Linked DNA regions of Homo sapiens: region 2 is linked to region 1. The links are chromatin contacts, found by POLR2A ChIA-PET in ENCODE. All regions are on one chromosome and are shown on one strand. The core of a region is the stretch at or near the end of the contact, and the rest is flanking DNA. Distances in the headings are between cores, read along the strand shown.

The links. ChIA-PET counts read pairs that join two places held with the same protein, here RNA polymerase II (POLR2A).
Region 2: POLR2A ChIA-PET joins it to region 1 with 10 read pairs in activated CD4-positive, alpha-beta T cell. The contact joins the promoter of GDPGP1 here to the promoter of PSTPIP1 in region 1. POLR2A ChIA-PET finds 5 or more read pairs at or near these places in 2 of 52 experiments (activated CD4-positive, alpha-beta T cell and activated CD8-positive, alpha-beta memory T cell).

Annotation. Positions count from the first base shown.
Region 1 is chr15:76,993,744-76,998,748 of GRCh38, forward strand. It overlaps PSTPIP1 (proline-serine-threonine phosphatase interacting protein 1), which reads left to right and starts at 1,383. Exons shown (of 15, transcript NM_003978.5): 1 at 1,383-1,866. The coding sequence starts at 1,831. RefSeq lists an enhancer at 1,088-1,137 and a silencer at 1,378-1,567.
Region 2 is chr15:90,231,166-90,235,838 of GRCh38, forward strand. GDPGP1 (GDP-D-glucose phosphorylase 1) reads left to right here and starts at 3,044. Exons shown (of 4, transcript NM_001013657.3): 1 at 3,044-3,127; 2 at 3,357-3,431. CIB1 (calcium and integrin binding 1) reads right to left here and starts at 2,776. Exons shown (of 7, transcript NM_006384.4): 1 at 2,670-2,776; 2 at 2,504-2,538; 3 at 1,054-1,162; 4 at 192-342; 5 at 1-48. The coding sequence starts at 2,720. RefSeq lists silencers at 2,269-2,718, 2,739-3,178.

The DNA.
Region 1 (5,005 bases), core at 133-2,632:
CAGGGAGGCTGAGCCAGTGCTATCAGAGGTGGTGGTGCCATTGGGAGGTGAGGTGCAGCCTGGCTCACTCTATGGCCTACAAAGTTCAAGGGGATTTTTACACTATTAATTGTCTTCAGCTGCAAGTAACAAAAAACCTGACTGGGGCGCCTTACAGATTAAAGATTAGCTCAAATCCAAGGTTTCTGGAGGTGAGGGCCTTCTGGGGGCAGTCCCATTGCTCTGCAATCCTCCCCAAAGTGTTTCCTCTTGGGTGGCTATTTCAGAGCCTGGGTGTGCCCCCTCTCTCTAAACCCTGGGCATGCATAATGGGCACTTGGGAGCTCAACTATTTCATCTGCAGCAGCTCTCATCTTATCACCCCGTCAGCTGTAAGGCAGACATCAGTGAGGGTGGTGATTTGCGGACAATCCCTGACTCACCCCATTTTGCCAGCCTGCCCTGGGCTCAGGACTTCCTGCTGCATCTTCTGCTGAGCCGGCAGGGCGTGGCGTCTCAGGGCTGGGGCTGGGGCTCTAGTCCAGGGCTCTTCCTAAGGTGGTACCACACAGTGCCCCCAGCACCTGCCCACCAAACTGGAAATTCCAGAAATATTCTCGACACCGTCTACTTTCCAAAGACTGGGTGTGGCAGATGAGGAAGCTGAGGCTCAGCGAGTTGGGGGGTCTATTAAGGTCCCTCAGCCCCTGAAAGGTGGGGTCAAAATTAAACAAAAACTGGGCCTCAGACTGGGTTTCCAAACACCCCACTCTGTGCCTTGATAATCCTGTTTCTCTCTCCATCCATTCCCATTCACTGAGCCGGAAGCCTCCATCTTCAGAAGGGGGTTCTCTGCCCCAAACAGCGTCTAATCTGGAGACTTGCGGTGGTGGCGGTGGTGGTGGTGGGGGCAGTGCCGGGGCCTCAGGCTGTTCTCCCTCATCTTGCTGCCTGCTCACCTTGCCTCTGTGTGCTCACAGCCCCCCAGAGCACAGCTGTGTCTGCTCCCAGACTATGGGCTCCTTGAGGGCAGGACCTGGTTTGGGTCCCAGAGCAGCCAGGGTTTGATGAATGACAGATGCCCTAGACCTGGGTAAGCCCCTCCAGAATGACTTGCTAGTGCGGGGTGGGGAGTCTGGCATCTCTGGGCCCAGCCTGGAAGGGTGCTGGACTGGCTGGCGGGTGACACACCTGGGGTTCCTGGGCCCCTCCTGGCCACACTGTCAGTGGGCCTCAAGCTCCCTTAGCATATGGCCTCTGGAATAAAGTGAGCCCGCACCTCGGGAGGGGGCAAGCAGAGGCAGGAGCAGGATGGCAGGTGGCAGGCGGGGCTGCACAGGGGAGCACAGCAACTCCACTTCCTGTGGGCGAGGGCCCTGTGCCTGCCCCGGGGGAGGTTGCACAAACCTTCCTGCGCAGGCCTCGGGCTGCCTGCCTGCCTGCCTGCCTGGCCCGGCCCGAGCTCCAGCCTGCCTCTTCCACTGGCCACTGCCTCCCACCCAGGGCTGGCATCCCTGCTCCCTGCCCTGGGTCCCAGACTGTGTCCTCCATCACCGCAGGGTCGGTGAGGGGCTGGGCTGGACACCAGGGCCCGCCCTCCCATCACTGAGCTCCACTCCTTCCTCATTTTGCTGCTGATTCTAGCCCCAAACAAAACAGGTTGAGCTTTTTCCTCCCCTCAGAAGCTCCTCTCTGGCTCGTGGCTGCCTTCTGAGTGTTGCAGACGGCGCCGGCCGGGAAGGGGGGCCTGGGCCAGCCCTGCCAGGACTGGGACGCTGCTGCTGGCGCCTGGCCCTCCATCAGGCCAGCCTGTGGCAGGAGAGTGAGCTTTGCCGCGGCAGACGCCTGAGGATGATGCCCCAGCTGCAGTTCAAAGATGCCTTTTGGGTGAGTGAGGATGGTTGGGGGCACTGAACAAGTGGAGGGGGCAGAGCTAGGCTGAAATCTCCATGCAGGTGATGGGATGCGGCTCCGAGAGGGGAGCTTTCTCATAAAATAGTGGTTGATTCTTGGTCTTAATTGTCATGGAGGTGGCCCAGGCCCCCACCCCTTCTGGACTGGAACGCAAGTGGACTCCGTGAATGAGCGTCCTCCTCTCTGCTGCCCCGTGTGTTTTCTCCTCTGGGAGACCTCTCCCCACAGCAGGAGCTCCTCAGAAGAGGGTAACACATGGGTGGGGGCTTGAGGAGGATGTGTGGGGCAGCAAAGGAGGGGTCACAGATTTAGAGACCAGACAAACTTGAGTTCAGGTCTTGGCTCTGTTACAGGCTGGGCAAGTCATTTCTGTCTCCAAGCCTCAGTCTCTCCATCTATATAATGGTGATAAAATAGAAATCAACACACCAACTAAAGCATTGGATCAGCAAGGGGATCCAAGGCACTAAAGCCCCCAGCACCTTGCCTCACTCCAAATGGTAATTCTGTTCCCCTCACCCAGCCCCTTGTCCCTTGCAGACCTTAGGGGTCCTTCAAGGAGGCAGCCAGGTGGGCAATGGCTTGCTTACTTTCTTAAATTCAACACGGGCTTAAATCAAGTCATTTCCCCCATGAAATAAGGGCGCCCAGCCAGTGGTAGAGGTAAAGTGGCTTGGCCCGGGCCACGTAGCCTGCAGCCCAGCTTGGACCCCTGGTCATCTCAGCACTTTTCCAGCTGTCCTTCAACTACCCCTCTGCCCCTCAGCTCTGGCTGTGCCCAGGGCTCTGGGGAAAAACTGAGACCTCTCTGGTTGGAGCTGGGGAATGTGGCTGTCCCGGGGTGCTGCCTCCAACCCCGAAGAGGACGCTCTGGCCCTCGGCTCAGCCGGCTGAGCCCCAGCCAACAGCCCTGCCCTCCCCGGGCCTTTTCCTGGGGCTGCAGCCAGGAGGATGAGAGCTATGGAGCCAGGCCTTCCTTCCCTTCCGGCCGGCTCCACTTGGGGCCTGTGGCCAGCGTGTGAGTGTTCTGCTTCCTCTGCTCTGACTGTACAGTAGGCAAAGGACCCCACGTGGGGAGGGCACCTTGTGCCTTTCTGGGCCTCAGTTTCCCCATCTCTACAAAGACAGGGTGGGCCCAGCCCAGAGAAGCCAATGGAGGCAGAGCTGCCTCAGCCCATCCGGAGGACCAGGCACCAGGATGCTCAGGGCCCAGGCTGGCAGCTGGAGCCCTGGGGGATGGGGGATGTGAGTCACCACCTAGCTGCCCTGCCTTGGTGTGCAAAGTTGGGGGAAGGGGTAGGGCCTGGAAACCCAGGCCACTCTGTAGCCCAGGGCAGGCCAGGACCCCTTGACTATTTTATCACTGAGACCTCTGTCCAGTCCTAGAGCCCCTGGGCCTGCCTTCCCTAGGGCAGAGCTGGGCAAGGAGCAGCCTCCATGGCAGGATCTGGGCACAGGTAGGGGTGGCGTATAAGGGAGCAGGGTATGGCAGCCGCAGCAGAAGCAAGCAGCCAGCCCCTGTGGAGCTTCCTGAGCGGCATCCTGCCCACACTCTGTGCTCGTCGCACCTCTGGGCTTCCTGGCCTCCAAGTGCCTTGTCTCCTCTGTGTCTGGCTCCCTGAGCCTGGGGCGGGCATATAGTTTCCCTAGGGAAGGCCAGAGCAGGAAGGGGAGAGAAGTAGCCAGTGGGAACCTCTCACACTGAGTCTGGGCCGATGCCCCGAAAGGTCACTGTAGGCATCACCTGCCCCAGGGCTCTGGATTCTAATACCTCTTCCTGATGCTCAGCCCATCCCAGTGCATAACAACTAACATTTGCTGAGCACGAAAGATGTGCCAGGCGCTGTTCTCAAGATGTATGCATATTCACTCATTCAATCCTTCAAACACATGCTACTGTTATCTCTCTTATTCAGATGAGGAAATTGAGGCACGGAGATATTAAGAGACTTGCGCAAGGTCACACTGCTGGGATTAAACCCCTGGCAGGCTGGCTTTAGCACTTGTGTTGTTGCAGGATCCCTCTGTCTATCTGACATATCACTGGATCTTTTGGCTTCGGGGTAAGATAAGAGGTAACCCCTCTTATCTCCCAGAGGGGTAAGAAAATCAGACAAGGTGGCTAGAACAATATTCTGAAGCTTCATTTGTAGACAAATCTGTAAAACAGAAAAGGCACACTACTCTGGCCACAGGTGTTATATTAGGAACAGCCCAGCCAGCTTGGCCCATGTCTGGGCCTTCCCCCACCCCAGCCCAAGGCACTGTCATTAAACCCTTCAGCCTGCCAGCACACTGTTTAGAAATGACTGGTTTTTAGGCGGGGTGCAGTGGTTCACGCCTGTAATCCCAGCACTCTGGGAGGCCAAGGTGGATGGATCACTTGAGGTCAGGAGTTCAAGACCAGCCTGGCCAACATGGTGAAACCCTGTCTCTACTAAAAATACAAAAATTAGCCAGGCGTGATGGCATGCTCCTGTAATCCCAGCTACTTGGGAGGCTGAGGCAGGAGAACAGCTTGAACCCAAGAGGCAGAGGTTGCAGTGAGCTGAGATTGTGCCACTGTACTCTAGCCTGGGTGACAGAGCTGACAGAGTGGAGGGACCCTACTTTGGCTAAACTGGAAAGATCATGTTTGATATCACAGCCCCTCAGTTATTGGGCAACCTCACCCATACAGAACACGGGGCGGAGGAGGGGAGCCAGCCCTGCTGTTTCTGGCTTTAGCTCACAGTAAGGGAGGAAGCAAAAGTGGTTTCTCAGGAGCCAAAGATGATTTCCCTAAGAGCTTTCCTTAAAGCTCATATACTACACTCCTAGGAGATGTCCCCTAGCTTTTACTCAGGTCCTATGAACTCTAATTTCACCCACAATTTTAATGAGCTTGGTCATGGGGTCTTTTAGCCTATAGATGTAGCAATTAGTGGCAGTCTGCACAGTACCTGATATACAGTTGGCGATGGATAAATGCTGATGGACCTGGACTACGAAAGGACGTTTCACAGGCAGCTAGCAGCCTGATTGCAAGGAAGGAGACAGAAACAGTCTGAAAAGCAGCTGTAGTGGCACAGAAGTAGTGGGGACACTCAGCATGGGAGCAGACACAGTCCTG
Region 2 (4,673 bases), core at 1,794-4,293, about 13 Mb after region 1:
CCAGCCGGCTCAGGTCTTCTCTGTTCAAGGTTCCGTCATCATCAAAGTCTAGAGAGCAGACACAGGAAGCCAAAAGACACGGTTGGGAGGGGCTCTGAGGTTCCCCAAACGGCGCCCATTTCCCAAGCAGGGCCACCACAAAGCCCACGTGGGAAGGGGTGGTGTCCTGCCGGGCTGCTCCTGGTTCTCACCAAAGATGCGGAAGGCATAATGGGACTTGATGTCTGGCGTGGCTGTGTCACTGAACACACTGAGGAGATCCAGGAAGTCCTCAAAGCTAAGGCTGTCTTTGGCTGGGGATGTGGAGAAGACCCTGCAGATTCGCTCCTTGAAGGGGTTGGCCTAGGAGAACAAACGCCACAGGACGTGGCCCAGGTCACACGCTCATTAAAGCCTACCAGAAACTTGAGAGAGCAGGTCACAGGACCAGCACCAGCGAGCTCAGCCTCGTGGGGGTGAACAGTCAGTGCTTTGGGGCCAACATGGAGGGCAGTGGGGGCACAGGAAAGCAAACTGACCCAGCTGGGGAAGGGACTGAGATGGCTTCCTGGGAGTCAAGTGTTTAACCCAAAGGCAGGTCACATACAACGTAAGTGTGGGCAGAGAGGGAAGAAGAAGTCATCCTAAACAAAGGGAACGAGATGGGCTGGTTATTTTAAAACACAAATATTTACTTGAACAGCTATTGTGTTACAGGCACCGGGCCAGGCCCTTTGCACAGAAATTTTGCAGCAGCCTTACGGAGTGGCAATCAGCCTCTAGAACACGGTTCCTCAAACTCTAATGAGGTACCTCAACTCCTCTTAAGGGACAAAACTTCTTTGAACTTCCAAGATTATGTTCTAGAATCCCCATTTGAAAAGCACCATTCTAGATAATTCTGCCAGGTGATTTTGGTAAAGTCCTTGCCCCTAGAAAATCAGAACTAAGCAGAAAAATGACCAGAGTGGGGACCAGTGACCCCATGATCCCAAAGCTAGTGGCAGATGGAGTTAGGGGGTCTAGCAGGGAGGGAGTGGTGGGAGAGGTGTCAAAGGAGGGGAGCGCTTGCACCTTGAGCTCTGGAAGGCTGAGAATCTGCTCGAAGGGCACTTGTGCCCGAAGTGACGACTCCACGCTCCGCTGCTCCTGGGGAAGCAGCTCACAAAACCGCCTGTGGGCTCTGGTAGAGAGAGGGGAACTGTCGGTGTTCTCAGCGATCGGTCTCCCTGTGTGTTCATTCCCACTCCTTGCCTGCTGCTCATTGTCAACCAGGTGAGGAGCTAAAACCACGTACACAGAACTTCCGAGTCATCAGGCAACGGTAAGCAAAAGGACATGTCACAAGGCAGTACAGCCTAGGAGTCTATTCTTGCAATGAGTATTTACTGAGCATTTACTATGTGCTTGGCACTGATTCTAGAGATCCCCAAGGGATGAAGAAGTTGGGAAAGGAGCCAGAAGTTGGCCCTAAAGAATTGGCCAGGCACGGTGGCTCACACCTGTAATCCCAGCACTTTGGGAGGCCAAGGCGGGCGGAGCTTTGGAGGTCAGGCGTCTGAGACCAGTCTGAGCAACATGGTGAACCCCTTCTCTACTAAAAATACAAAAATTAGCCGGGCATGGTGGCGGGTGCCTATAATCCCAGCTACTCAGGAGGCTGAGGCAGGAGAATCACTTGAACCCGGAGGCAGGAGAATCACTTGAACCCGGAGGCAGAGCCTGCAGTGAGCCAAGATCGTGCCCCAGCACTCCAGCCTGGGCGACAGAGCGAGACGCTGTCTCAAAAAAAAAAAAACGGAGAAAAGAGCAAAACCAAAAATCTCATTCTCACCTTCACTCCAGGGATCTCTTACCCTCAAAGCCTCCTTTTTAGCAACCACACTGAACTGTCCTCCTCGGCCTCCACCTCCTTCCCATGAGCTTATCTTTGCCACAGGAACCTGGCCTGCATAAATCCGGCAAAAGGGCTTCCAGCCCAAGTTCAAATCTACTTACTCAGAGTGTTGTCTTAAGCAGTTACCAAACCTTTCTGAACCTGTTTCATTGTCCAGTACCTCTCTCCTAAAGATTAAATTAGGTAACGCAGGCAACCATTTAGCACAGTCCCTGGCACATGGTGAGTGCTCAGAAAGCGATAACGGTTACTGTATTATTCAGGTAAAGTTGGGAGAAGGAGCCGGGCTCCCCAAGGCTTCTGTGGTTTAGCCACTGGGCAAGGTCGGCCCCTGCCGGACTGGGGCAGGAAGTTCGGCAGTGCTGAAGCTAGTGGAGCCCAGGGTCAAAGAGCGCCTAACTTTTCCTGGAGGCTGTAAGGTGGCTCCGCGGTGCCACGCTGGGGCCTCAGGCGAGGGCGGGGAGGGCGTGCCGGGAGGAGGGCGCAGCCCGGGCTAGGTCTCCCGGCCTCCAGCTCCCGCTCCTCTGCAGACCTCAGGCCAGCCCCCGCCCCTCCCTCGGGACAGCGCCCCCGAAGCTGTCTCTAGAGGATCCCGGGGTCGGAGGCAGGGTTCAAGGCAGCACTTACAGGAGGATCTCCTGCTTCGTCAGGAACGTCAAGTCCTGGAAGGCAAAGCCAGAGCGGGGATTAGCGGACCGCTGGGAGGCCGCGGCCGCCCCGCAGCCAGCTCCCGGACCCTGCTCCCGAGAAGAGGCCCGCACGCGAGCTCCCCAGGGCCAGGCGTCCCGCGCACCTGGTACTCGGCCAGCAGCTCCTTGGACAGGCGACTGCCCGAGCCCCCCATCGCCCCGCCGCGCGCACAGCTCCGCCAACTCGCCTCGAGACGCAGACAACTTTCTCACTTCCGCCCTTGGGCCGCGTCACTGCCCGGTCCCCGCGGCAACCGCTCCTGGGGCCACCACCCCCGGGCCCGCCCCCTCCTAAAAGCTGCCAGGCGTTCCCAGCCGGGTTTGGCAGGCGAGCTGCCGGCTCCAAGCGGTCCTAGGCGAGCTGGAGGCGGGGCCCGGGGAGGGGCCCGACGCTCCGGGGCGGAGCCCGGGACTCACGGCCCCGCCTCCGGGGTGGGAGGGGGGGGCGGGCCACGCCGCGCGCGTGCGTGCTGGCTGCGTATGCGTCACGGGCGTCATGACCTCGCTGTGGCCCCGGCAGCGGCTGCGGGGAAAGTCGCGAGGTGCATCCGCTTCGGCTGCAGTAGGTGGTGGCGGCGGCAGCCCTGGGTGGGGTCCCATAGGGGCATCTGAGAAGTCACTGGAGCTAGCGTTTCCGGGAAACCTGGAGACTCGCTGAGTGGCGGGGGTCGTCGGCTGCCCCTCTGCCCAGCAAGGGCTTTTCTAGATGTTATCATCAGGCAATCGCTGCACCTGTCGCAGCCCCCAAGCCACCTCTTCCAGAAGTAACCATAACCTTGCTTCCTTCTTAGGCTATTTACTGAGGACCCACTGGATGTCAAGCATTGTGCATAGTTTTCTTCGATTGTTGCAACATCCCTTGCGAGGTAGGTTCCCATTTTACAAAGATGGAAATACGTAAGTCCAAAGGGTGTTAGTGATTTTTCCGGGCGCCGGCATTTAGAAGGTAATCGGTCCAGTCCAAGGCACTTTTAAAGGCTCTCCACTGCTGTTCTCATCATTCCAGCTGACCTGCCGTCCTTTTGACTCCATCTCACCCCTAGACTGCTGACCCTTTGCTCTTGTCCCCTCTTAACCTCTAGGATAATGTTTGGCACATAGTAGGCTCTCAGTAAATATTATCGAATGCATAATAAATGAATGAACGTATACTATTGCAAAAGGTAAGGATTCCAAACTGCTGGGAGGAGGAAGTGGAGGTTGTGTTGGTCAGGCTGGGATTAATTCTTGATCCTTCCAATCCATTATACTTGCTGATCTTTGTAAAGTCTAAATCTGAGTATGTTAGTCTCAGTTTATAACCATTAAATGGTTAAAAACCCAAATCCTGGCCCTCTGTAACTGGACTTCCTCCTATTGGCTCTCTGTCTTTCAGCCACTTTGGGCCCTCAGTCCCTCTTCCATCTCATCCTCAGGGAAGCCTTTCCTGACTCCCTAGACTGCCTAGGAATCTACTTTACACTGGAAGAATACCCAGTGCTCTCCTTGGCAGCATGTGTTTGATAAGACACACTGTATTAACAGGTACATTCCATCATTGTAGAAATATTCAAGGCCAGGCGCGGTGGCTCATGCCTGTAATCTCAGCACTTTGGGAGGCTGAAGCAGGCGGATCATTTGAGGCCAGGAGTTCAAGACCAGCATGGCCAACATGGCAAAACCCCATCTCTACTAAAAATACAAAAATTAGCCAGACATGGTTAAACCTGGGAGCTGGAGGTTGCAGTGAGCGGAGATTGTGCCACTGCAGTCCAGCCTGGGCAACAGAGTGAGACTCTGTCTCAAAAAATAAAAATAAAAAAAAATAACTAGGGTATAGGCCCATCCCAACCTGATCATTTTTCTCTTTTTTTTTGAGACAGAGTCTCGCTGTGTCGCCTAGGCTGGAGTGCAGTGGCATGATCTTGGCTCACTGCAAGCTCCGCCTCCTGGGTTCACGCCATTCTTCTACCTTAGCCTCCCCAGCAGCTGGGACTACAGGCACCCGCCACCACACCCGGCTAATTTTTTTGTATTTTTGGTAGAGACGGGGTTTCACCCTGTTAGCCAGGATGGTCTGGATCTCCTGACCTCGTGATTCGCCCACCTCGGCCTCTCAAAGTGCTGGG